Regions from separate parts of the Homo sapiens genome. Here all the other regions are linked to region 2. The links are chromatin contacts, found by Hi-C or POLR2A ChIA-PET in ENCODE. All regions are on one chromosome and are shown on one strand. The core of a region is the stretch at or near the end of the contact, and the rest is flanking DNA. Distances in the headings are between cores, read along the strand shown.

The links. A loop is a pair of places that touch in the nucleus more often than their neighbours do. ChIA-PET counts read pairs that join two places held with the same protein, here RNA polymerase II (POLR2A). Pooled maps may share reads with other maps.
Region 1: a loop to region 2 is called in a map of right cardiac atrium, with 7 times the contacts of the local background. The contact joins the promoter of CCND1 here to the promoter of PPP6R3 in region 2. A Hi-C loop is called at or near these places in 1 of 168 maps with a recorded cell type or tissue (right cardiac atrium) and 13 of 50 pooled maps. POLR2A ChIA-PET finds 5 or more read pairs at or near these places in 2 of 52 experiments (MCF 10A and activated B cell).
Region 3: a loop to region 2 is called in a pooled map, with 31 times the contacts of the local background. The contact joins the promoter of LTO1 here to the promoter of PPP6R3 in region 2. A Hi-C loop is called at or near these places in 2 of 37 single-sample maps with no recorded cell type and 15 of 50 pooled maps. POLR2A ChIA-PET finds 5 or more read pairs at or near these places in 1 of 52 experiments (activated CD8-positive, alpha-beta memory T cell).

The regions. Positions count from the first base shown.
Region 1 is chr11:69,639,166-69,642,760 of GRCh38, reverse strand. It overlaps CCND1 (cyclin D1), which reads right to left and starts at 1,605. Exons shown (of 5, transcript NM_053056.3): 1 at 1,250-1,605. The coding sequence starts at 1,447. RefSeq lists a silencer at 1-9 and enhancers at 632-1,334, 2,842-3,595.
Region 2 is chr11:68,459,338-68,462,983 of GRCh38, reverse strand. PPP6R3 (protein phosphatase 6 regulatory subunit 3) reads right to left here and starts at 2,232. Exons shown (of 24, transcript NM_001164161.2): 1 at 2,157-2,232. RefSeq lists silencers at 1,772-1,881, 1,932-1,981, 1,992-2,361, 2,672-2,821 and an enhancer at 2,502-2,561.
Region 3 is chr11:69,673,533-69,676,891 of GRCh38, reverse strand. It overlaps LTO1 (LTO1 maturation factor of ABCE1), which reads left to right and starts at 1,539. Exons shown (of 5, transcript NM_153451.3): 1 at 1,539-1,702. The coding sequence starts at 1,653. RefSeq lists enhancers at 1,178-1,377, 1,247-1,747 and a silencer at 1,868-1,957.

The DNA of each region.
Region 1 (3,595 bases), core at 356-2,855, 1.2 Mb before region 2:
GCTGCCGGCCCCCGGGACCCTGGCCCGCCCTGGAGCTCCGTGGTCCCTCTGACTGGGGGTCGACACCAACTGGGGTGCGGGGCCGCGGAACGGGCCGCGGGGTTGGGCGCCGCGCCTGCGAGACACAAAGGTGGCGTCCCAGGCCGCCGCGCCGCATTTCCCCAGACGTCATCTTTTCAAAAAATATTTAAAAATATTAAAAAAATAACTAAGTGCATAAAAAAACCCTGAAAATGACCCTCGGGCGACCCTTTACCCAGGCCGGGGGTTGGGAGTTCGTTACAGGCTCCGGGGGGAGCCCCAGGAATTCAAACTCCGGGGCCCCCCCTTCCCCCTGGGCGCGGGCGGCGTTTCCCTCTCGCAAGGGCACCACGCCGCACTTTCAAAAATTATTTTAAAATACTTGCGGGCCCCTCAGGCGCCCACCGAAGGTCTGAAAATGTGCTCCCAGGCCCCCGGCTCGCTCGGAGAAGGTCCTCCAAGCCGATATCCCTGCAGACGGGGATCAAGCCCTGGCGTCTTGGGGGCCACGCGACCTTGCAGCTCGCCGTGCTCTCCGGCCCAGGCTGCCCGTTCGGGGCGCCCCGGGACTCGCTGCTTGAACAAAGGCCCCCCCTTCCCTAGCGGCGTCCCCCCAAAACTACCCATGCCGCGTCCCTGCGCCCCTCCCGCGGGCTCCCGGCAGCCGCGCGGCCCTTAGCTGCGGCCCCAGCGCCCGGCGGCCGCTCCCCGCCCCCACCCTGCCCCCAATTATTAATAAACACTTTTGCTTTGCAATAAAAGAGCAAAGATGGCGCATAATACTGGCACGAGCGGCCCTTGCATACGTGTCCATGGATATTAATTTAAAAATCAAATCTATGCCCCCTCCCCCCGGAGTTGGCGGCTCCCGGCCGCTGAGGCGCAGCCGGGCTGGGGCGCAGGCGGGGGACACAAAGCGCACCCAGCCTGCCAGCCCGCACCCTCGGGCCCATTGGGGTGCCCCTGGCACTGGCTTCTCCCGAAGGCACCCCTCCCGGACCCCCTTCTCCCCTCCCACGAAACGCTACTTCTAGCACCCCCACCCCCACCCCTTCCTCCTTCAGAAAATACCCGCAATTTTTATTTTGAAAATACGGATCCCTAGAAACACCACGGCAAACTTCAAAGTTCTAGCGGGAGAGAAGGGAGGGGGGTGAGTAGCAAAGAAACGTGGGTCTGGGCAACAAGTTGCAGGGAAGTCTTAAGAGAGCCGCCCGAAGCCCCGCACCTCCAGCATCCAGGTGGCGACGATCTTCCGCATGGACGGCAGGACCTCCTTCTGCACACATTTGAAGTAGGACACCGAGGGCGCGCAGGTCTCCTCCGCCTTCAGCATGGCCCGCAGCACCCGGTCGTTGAGGAGGTTGGCATCGGGGTACGCGCGGCGGATGGTTTCCACTTCGCAGCACAGGAGCTGGTGTTCCATGGCTGGGGCTCTTCCTGGGCAGCTGGGGAGGGCTGTGGGTCCTGGCTGGGTCCGCGCTCGGCTCTCGCTTCTGCTGCCCCGCGCTCCCTCGCGCTCTTCTGCCCCTCGCCGGAGCGTGCGGACTCTGCTGCTCGCTGCTACTGCGCCGACAGCCCTCTGGAGGCTCCAGGACTTTGCAACTTCAACAAAACTCCCCTGTAGTCCGTGTGACGTTACTGTTGTTAAGCAAAGATCAAAGCCCGGCAGAGAATGGGAGCGGGAGGGGGGCGGGGGCGGGCGCAGGGGGAGGGGGCGCGGGCGCCAAACGCCGGGAGCAGCGAGGGGCAGAGCCCAAAAGCCATCCCTGAGGCGCCGCGCCTGCCCTGCGGCGGAGTTGCCCCTGTAGTCCGGTTTTCATAGAAATGCAAATCGCCCCGCTGCAGCCTTTCTCCCCGCCAGGGAAGAGGGGTGCAGGGGGCCCCGTCCGCCTCGAGTGGGTCCCCCGGGATTTAGGGGGTGAGGTGGAGGTGGCTCTGCAGTAGGGGACAACTAGGAAGGCCGGCAGGCCACACGCAGCCTGGGGAGACCACGAGAAGGGGTGACTGGGGCGCGGCGACACCCCATATCCAAGCCGGCAGAATGGGCGCATTTCCAAGAACGCCACGAGGGCACCCACGGGCGGACAGACGGCCAAAGAATCTCAGCGACTGCATCTTCTTTCATTTTCATTAACACGTGTAAATTGCAAGAACTAATTTAGCATGCAAGGACGGGGAGGACCGGGCACACAACCCCTGTGCAAGTTTCATTCCGGCGCACAGGGGCGTCGTTGCAAATGCCCAAGGGGGTAACCCTAAAAGTTAAAGGGATTTCAGCTTAGCATGCGCTCGCTCAAAAAATAAAATAAAATAAATGCCCGAAAATTCCAGCAGCAGCCCAAGATGGTGGCCAGCATTTCCTTCATCTTGTCCTTCTAGCCTGGAGACTCTTCGGGCTGCCTTCCTACCTTGACCAGTCGGTCCTTGCGGGGGTCCCCAACTGCACCCCCTCCCTTCCCGTGCCGGCAATTTAACCGGGAGAAACACACCTCTGAATGGAAAGCTGAGAAACAGTGATCTCCATTCTGACTCATTTTTTTTAATTAAAAAAGAAATTAAATTGCTGGAAATATTAGTCCCCTCTGCCTGGGACAAGACCACCGAAGGTTCCTAATTGGTTTTGTTGGGGGTGTAGACGTCCCTTCACCTTTAGAATTTGCCCTGGGACTGAATTCGTGAGCGTGAGGGGGCTGGCAGGAGCCGGCATAATTCAGAACAATTATCAATTAAACAAACGAGTGTACTGATCTGATTTTTAGCAAAATCGATAGGTGTTCGTGGTTACATGAGAGGGTCCCCAATATTATCGCAAACTTAAGCAGATGTAAATTAAAATACACAGTTTTTAAAATTACAGGTTCTGTCTCTTTGGTGCATTAAAAAATAAAAGGACATTTTACTGTCTTAACTTTTGTTTTTATTTTTACAGTACCTGCCCCAAATTAAGAAAACTGTTCATTTACTTCCTTTTGAATATAGTTCAGTGTCATCAAACCACCGTACCCTCTTAACAGTAAAAGCTCAAAGAAAACTGATAGAAAAAGCCCTCTCCCCTTCGCCAGGGTGCTCACAGCAAGATGCGACCCCCCCCACCCCCACCTTTCAGGGTGAATTCCTCCCGCGCCCCCTCCCCCGCCGGGAATTAGGATTACTAATATTCCGGGTCCTGGGGGGGTAATTACCCCCGGATTCCGCATGGGGAGCGATGGGTTGCCCCAGCAGGGAGCACCTACGGTCGTGCCCCCCCCCACTCCCCGAGCACCCACAATCGCGTTGGCCCCCGCATAGCCAAGCCTCAGAGCATCAGCCCGCGCACAAGGGCGGCCCAGCTGCTTTTTCATTCATAAAATCCCGACCCGGCGGCCGCCTGGATGATTTATGGGGCCCGGAGCTATCACCCGGCCTCTCCCATCCCGTGGGGCGAGGGGCCCCGAGCCCCGCGTGCGCCCTGGCCCAGCCCGAGGCGCGAAGCGGGCCGAAGTCGGCTAGGGGCAGCAGGGCATAAAGAGGCTCGCCCACTCCGGCACAACCGGCTCTGGGTCCAGGAGGGAGCTTCACCCCCCCATCCCGG
Region 2 (3,646 bases), core at 983-3,482:
CTAACAACTTTTTGCTTGTTGACTTTGCTTTGCTATACTTTACACAAAGGCTAGAGTTCTAAACCGAAAACAATCTTCTTCCTGTCCTTAAGTTCCACCAGCAAGATACTCATCTCTACTTAAGACTGAGTCCATCAAAACACACATCTCCAATACAGCAAACCAAGTCCCAAGTAAACACAACAATACCAGGGGAAGGTGCACGCAAGGTTTCGAGCACCATGGAGGAGAGTATCGGGCAAGCGGTAAAGGATTGTGAGTTTATTTCTGACTGAGTGCAGGCATTTTGTTCAATGTTCTAGACTCCCTGACCAGACATGCTGAAGTGGAGAATACCTTCCAAAGTATCCCTCCAGGACAAAAGCTATTTCCCAAACTATCTTTGCTGAAGAATACTGCAATCCACGGCACCCTTACAGTTTTCAGTAACAAGGAGGACTTACACTAAGAAACCCTAGTTACTGATTCGGGTGGCAGTCACCCAGAAACTAGTATCCAAAAGCACATGAGGAACAAAGCCCGACTTAAGCTTGTGATGGGCTTTTCTGTATTTAACCATCTCTTTAAACATTATGAGGCGCTACTACTCATTAATTACTCCGGTAAATGTTCCTAATTTAAGGAATGGTCAAAAACCCTGTCCTGAAAAAATTAAAATAACTTATAGTTTTACTTTTTCAGCCCAACTGAGTCTTACACAGAGCTTTCTAAAGGCAGTCACCAAGAGTCGGGACTCAAATGCTCATCTGACTTCCCAATAGTACCTAAACATTTAAAAATCAAATTTAAATTAAACAATAATAGCCATTAACTAGCCTAACCACTAATCAGCCACTGAGGTGACTGTATGTGCCAGGCACAGCTCTAGCTGTTTTACATGTATTAGGGCAATTATCCTGACAAACTTATGGCTGGGACACTTATTATTATTCCCATACTACAGAGAAAAAAAAAGAGAAGCTGGGTAACTTGCCCAAGGTCACAGAGCTAAAAAGTGGTCACTGACTCCACTCCACAGTGAGGAAAACCCAACCACCACCATAACTGGGTCTCATACACTTGCTACTTGAGGCACAGTTCGGTGGTTGGAAACCTGGAGTCCCTGTCCCCCTTGAAGCCTATCTGCAACATGACCTTGAGGACAAAATCAAAGTAAACGTCCCACGAATAAAGGACACCACCCCGTCAACAAGTGCTGCGAGGATGAAAGGGAACGCCTGTCAAGCACCCCCTCCCATAAAAGCAAAACAGACCCAAAGCCCCACAGAGAAAACGTGAAGTACCAGGAAAATGACATTAAGTCACGCGGTTGAAACGTCAGGGCACGGAGGTACATCCAAAGACCCATCCCGTTCACCTATAATTAAAAAGTCTAAATTGTGATCACAGCCAGCAGGACCTCAACAGGAAACACCTCCAAGTAAACAGTGAATGGGCTTCTTTAAGAGGGAGGGACTTCAAGCCACAAGAAGGACCACCCACCCCCCCCACCCCCGGCTCAAATACACCAGGGAGGCATTCGAGACAGTTTACATACAAGCCACCTCACAGGAGTTAAAAAGCCACTGGGAAGGGTACTGGGAGCCTCGGAACTGGCTGGTGTGGATCCCGATGACTCTGCGGCGAATTAACAGAAACCCACAAAACTTGTTTCCCGAAGAGCAGAGTCCAACAATGGTCTTCGCGACTCTTGACGGCGAGTTGCTGCCTCAACTTGACGCGCTCCCCGAGGCCCCCGGGAGGCCCAGCGGGAGCGGAGACCGGGCGCGGGCCGGGCGGGGGGCGAGACTGCGGGCCGCGGCCGGCGGGCGGGAAGGCTGGAGCCAGAGCCGGGTCAGGGGCGCGCCTCGCCCGCCCGCCGCGCCAGGCCGCGAACGTCAACGAGGCACAAAGTCGCCGCCCCGACCGCGTCCCGCTCCCGGCGCCCGTCCTGGCGGGGCCCCCGGCTAACAGGAGCGGACGGGGAGCGGCCGGGAAGGACTCGGCGCCGCGCCTCCCGGGCCCGCGGAGCGACGAATTCCGGGGGGGGAGGGGAGAGGGGCCGGGACGTTCCCTCCCTGAGCCGCTGAGGCCAGGTGGAGGGGCCCCGCGCCTGCCCGCGCGCCTCGCACACCCCGCGCCGCGGCCTGCTCCGGCGCCTCCCCTACCCCCATTACCTGGAGGTGCCCACGACCCGCCGCTAGTTGCGCTCAGGCGGGAAACGCGCTCACCGACACCATCAGCGAAGCGCCCAAAATGGCGGACGTATCAAGCAGGCCTTGAGTTCCCCCCCGCCCGCCCTCTGGCCGCCTCTCAGCCAATCGCGGCCCTGCCCCCGCCCCCAGCTCCAGGCTCATTGGCCCCTCTCTCCCGCCCCCTACTACCTATTGGATCGCCTAGCGGCTCCTTTGACTACATTCCGATTGGCCCGCAAGCCTCGTCAGTCAAGCGCGAGGGGCGCATTCTTTTCCCATGGACTTGACGGATCCGGAACCTCTAGGACCCCGGAGCCTGAGAAACAAATCAGAAACGGGGAGAAACCTGGCTGGGACCCCCTACGCCGTAGCAACAGCAGGTCCTCCGCTTGACGGACGCTTCGGACCACCAATCCGAGTGGCCAATGCTTTTTAAAACTAAATTGAGCCAAGCCCATCATGGCCGTGGAGCCGGAGCCGTGAGGGATCCAATAGGGTGGCGAGCTGGCCGGGCGGGGCGGGGGCGGCGGGGGACACCGGTGGTGACGTGAGCCACAATATGCGCCGGCTGCAAAGGTTAGGCCGGGCTAGGGAATCAGCTTAAGTGGAGGAGCGTTCGTTTAGTATGTGAGAGGTAACGGGATCGATGCCTGCATTCTCCACAGGGGAATTTTTATCAGAATGATTTCCCATTGCGATCTCTTTACCTGAAAGAGGTGGCTGTCCTCGTAGCGGGGTCAAGGTGAGGGATCGCGGAATATCCCTACCTGTGACGCACCGCCAAGAGATAAGTGCCCTTGTCCTGGGAGAAGGACTTAGACGAGAACTTTTGGGGTTTGGTTTTGTTTGAGACGGAGTTTCCCTGTTGTCCCCCAGGCTGGAGTGCAGTGGTGCGACCTCAGCTCATTGCAACCTCCGCCTCCCAGGTTCAAGCAGTTCTGTCTCAGCCTCCCGTGTAGCTGGGATTACAAGTGCACGCCACCATGCCCGGCTAATTTTTGTATTTTTAGAAGAGACGGGTGTTTCACCATGTTGGCCAGGCTGGTCTCGAACTCCTGACCTCAGGTGATCCGCCCACCTCAGCCTCCCAAAGTGCAGGGGTTATAGGGGTGAGCCACCGCGCCTGGCCTGGGGTCTTTTTTGAGACAAGGTCTTGCTCTGTTGTCCAGGCTGGAGTGCAGTGGGGTGATCATGACTCACTGCAGCCTCCACCTCCTGGGCTCAAGCAGTCCCCCCACCTCAGCCTCCCGAGTAGCTGGGACCATAGGCACGCACCACTGGGCCCCGCTAATTTAATTTTTTTGTAGAGACAGGGTTTCCCTGTGCACACGAGCTTCTAAATGCTCCCCCGGGCTTCCCGTTCCCCGCCATATCTGTGCCTCCCAGGTAGGACCGAGGTCCCGGACATCAGGACCCCCGCCCCAAGAGCCAGCCCAGGACACCGAGACAGCCCACGGTTAGACCCCATGCTA
Region 3 (3,359 bases), core at 290-2,789, 1.2 Mb before region 2:
AACAACCAATTTTCCATTATAGTTATTAGTTAATATTTCCTTTCTCCAATTAATTTGTAATTCTTCTTTTTACCACATGAGAAGGCTTTACATCTATGAGAGTCCATTGTCTGGGCCATTTACTTTATTTCACTGGTCTGCCACTTCTTGAACCAACATACCACAATATTTATATTGACACTTTATCTTTTCATATCTGATATGAAAATCATTTTTTTCTAAAACATCTTAGTTATTTTTATTAGTTTATTCATACGGATGAAAAAGTTTAGGATTTTGACACATTTTACCAGATCTCATGGAATTTTCTTTGGTACTGCACTTGTTCAGTTCCCCAATCCTCAATCATGGTAGAGCTGTAGTTTTCCTTATATGGGTCCTGCTCAAATTGTTAGAAATTCTTATTTCTAAGAAATGTATTATGACTATCATAAGGCGATTTTCCCATCACCACCCCTGCTCAGGTTACTACCAATTATTGTTGGAATAACAGAAAGTGTTTTTTTCCCTATTCATCATACACATAGCTACTTGCTGCGATTATGGATTCTGAGAACGTCTTAGGTGACTATTTGGGTTTTCCACGTGGGCCATCATATCTGCAAATAGTAGTATTTCTGCCTTTTTTTTTTTTTTTTTTTTTTTTTGGTATTTCCACTTCTTGCTTCATGTTTTACTGCATTGGCCAGGGCTGGTAGAAAGATGTTCAGTGGTCACGTGAGGTTTTACTACTGACTTTATTAGGAATGCTTCTGGTGTTTCTCATCTGAGTTCCGTTGTCGCTTAGACTTTGAAATCCCTTTTTAAAAATCGTGTTCAGAAAGCACATCTCATGGAAATGACAAATATGAGAACTAAAACCGACAAATTTCTGCCCAAAATCCCACATGCAGAGCCTCCTGGCCTGGAGCCTCCTGAGGCGTCGGTTCTTTGATGACTTCCCATTTCTTTTCCCTTTTTTTTTTTTTTTTTGACGGAGTCTGGCTCTGTCGCCAGTCTGGAGTGCAGTGGTGCGATCTCGGCTCACTGCAACCTCCGCCTCCCAGCTTCCAGTGATTCTCCTGCCTCAGCCTCCCGAGTAGCTGGGATTACAGGCGCCTGCCACCATGCCCGGCTAATTTTTGTATTTTCAGTAAAGACGAGGTTTCACCATGTTGGCCAGGCTGGTCTCGAACTCCCGAACTCAGGTGATCCGCGCGCCTCGGCCTCCCAAAGTGCTGGGATGACAGGCGTGAGCCACCGCGCCAGCTGATGACTTCCCATTTCTTCCTTGGTTCTTTCGGAGCCACTTTGGGAAATTCGGTTCTATCTGCAGTGGTAAAATACAGGTCGGCTCTCCACGCGCGCGGCCAATGGACGCTCCCAGCGCGGACAGACAGGCCCTTTGCTGGAGCTGGGCAGGGCGAAAGGACCCCAGGGCGGGGCTTCAGTCGAGGCCGGCCCCGCCCACCGCTGCAGCCGCGCATGCGCCATGTACAGGCTGCTTTGGGCCCTCCCGCGTGCCGTTCTTACCCGGCCTGCCCCGCGCCGCCGCTTCCGGAAGTGGGTCTCGTCTCCTCCCAAGCGGAGCATTTGTGCCTGAAGCTGCCGGGTCTGCTACGGCACCGCGGGGCTGCAGAAACCCGGGGGCCAAGGGCGGGCTGCTTGCCGCTATGGCTGGCAGTCAGGACATATTCGATGCCATCGTGATGGCGGATGAGAGGTGGGTGGTGAGGCCGGGCCCGCACCCCGCCCTGTCTGGTCGTCTCCCAGCGGCTTCGCCGCCGGCTGCGGCCCAGGGCGGCTGCTGGAGCCTGGCGTCCCTTGGGCGTGCGCATTGGGGAGCGCCTGGTGGCCGTGGACGCAGGGACAAGTGTGGGCCTGATGCTCTGGTCCTCTTCTCCTGGCCCGCTCCGGCGGGGCACGTGCCCAGCTGCTCTTCCAGACCCGCCTTCCCTGTCAGGGCTGCCCCAAACATCTGCTCAGCCTGGTGGTTCCCCTCCTCCGAGGCCGCCTCGTCCTCTGGGAGGACAGACCTTTGCCATCTGGGAGCTGCCTTTTTTTCTGGTTCCTTAATCATAGGACATACGGCAGTATTCATGGATGTGCTGATAGATGTACCCGACCACACCCCTTTTCCCTCCAGAGCCCCTGGGGAGCCCCTCGTGCTGCGACAGTGGGGGAGCTGTGAGTTGCCTCCTGGCTGACTTCCAGTGCCCGGCCCAGAGGACGCGTCCATAGATGTTAGTTAAGAAAGCGGCCGAACATTTAGCAGTCAGGCGCTGACGTTTATTTAGCTCGCGCTGTGAGTCAGACACTGAGCTAAACGTTCCACCCTGGTTATCTACTTCAGCCCTACTTAGTAAGTGGATCCTATTATTCTTCGGAATTTACAGACTAGGAGGCACAGTCACTTTCCAGGGTCACACAACTATTAAGTGGGGAGCTATGCACCCTGCTTCATGGGGCGCTGCAGCCCACTCCTTGCATGTTTGGTGACTGCAGGTTAAGATAGTGGCAGTTCCACTGTTGGGCCTCAGGGTCAGTGCTACTCCGGGTACCAGTCGGAGAACATTTTGTGGTGATCTGATGCCATTTCTCTCTGTTGCCCTACCCATGTGATGTCAAACCCTGTGTATGTTGCAGTTTTTTGGAAGCGGTTGACTTGGGCTAGTGCTACTTGAACACTCACAGAACTTTGGCCCCCTAACTCTGGCTGCAAACCAGACTTATCTAGGAGACTTTGAAAAGTAGATTCCGGGCCAGATGCGGTGGCTGACGCCTGTAATCCCAGCACTTTGGGAGGCCGAGGCGGGCGGATCACGAGGTCAGGAGATCCAGACCATCCTAGCTAACATGGTGAAACCCCGTCTCTACTAAAAATACAAAAAATTAGCCGGATGTGGTGGTGGGCGCCTGTAGTCTCAGCTACTTGGGAGGCTGAGGCAGGAGAGCGTGAACCCGGGAAGCAGAGCTTGCAGTGAGCCGAGATCGCACCACTGCACTCCAGCCTGGGCGACAAAGCGAGACTCCATCTCAAGAAAAGAAAAGTGGATTGCAGGCCAGGTGCGGTGGCCCTCACTTGTAATCCCAACACTTGGAGCGGCCAAAGCTGGAGGATCGCTTGAGCCCAGGAGTTTGAGGCTATAGTGAGCTGTGATCATACCACTGCACTCCAGGCAGGGCAACAGAGACCCTGTCTCAAAAAAAAAAAAAAAAAAAAGGAAGAAAGAAAAGTAGATTCCAGGGCCTTGCTCCAGACGTACTGAATCTCTGGGGGTGAGGCTTTTGAGTTAATATCTTTGAATTTTCCTTGTGTGTTTCTAGTACCCTATCAGGTTTGGGAATCCCTAATTTAGCCCTTTGTTGTAGATGAAGAA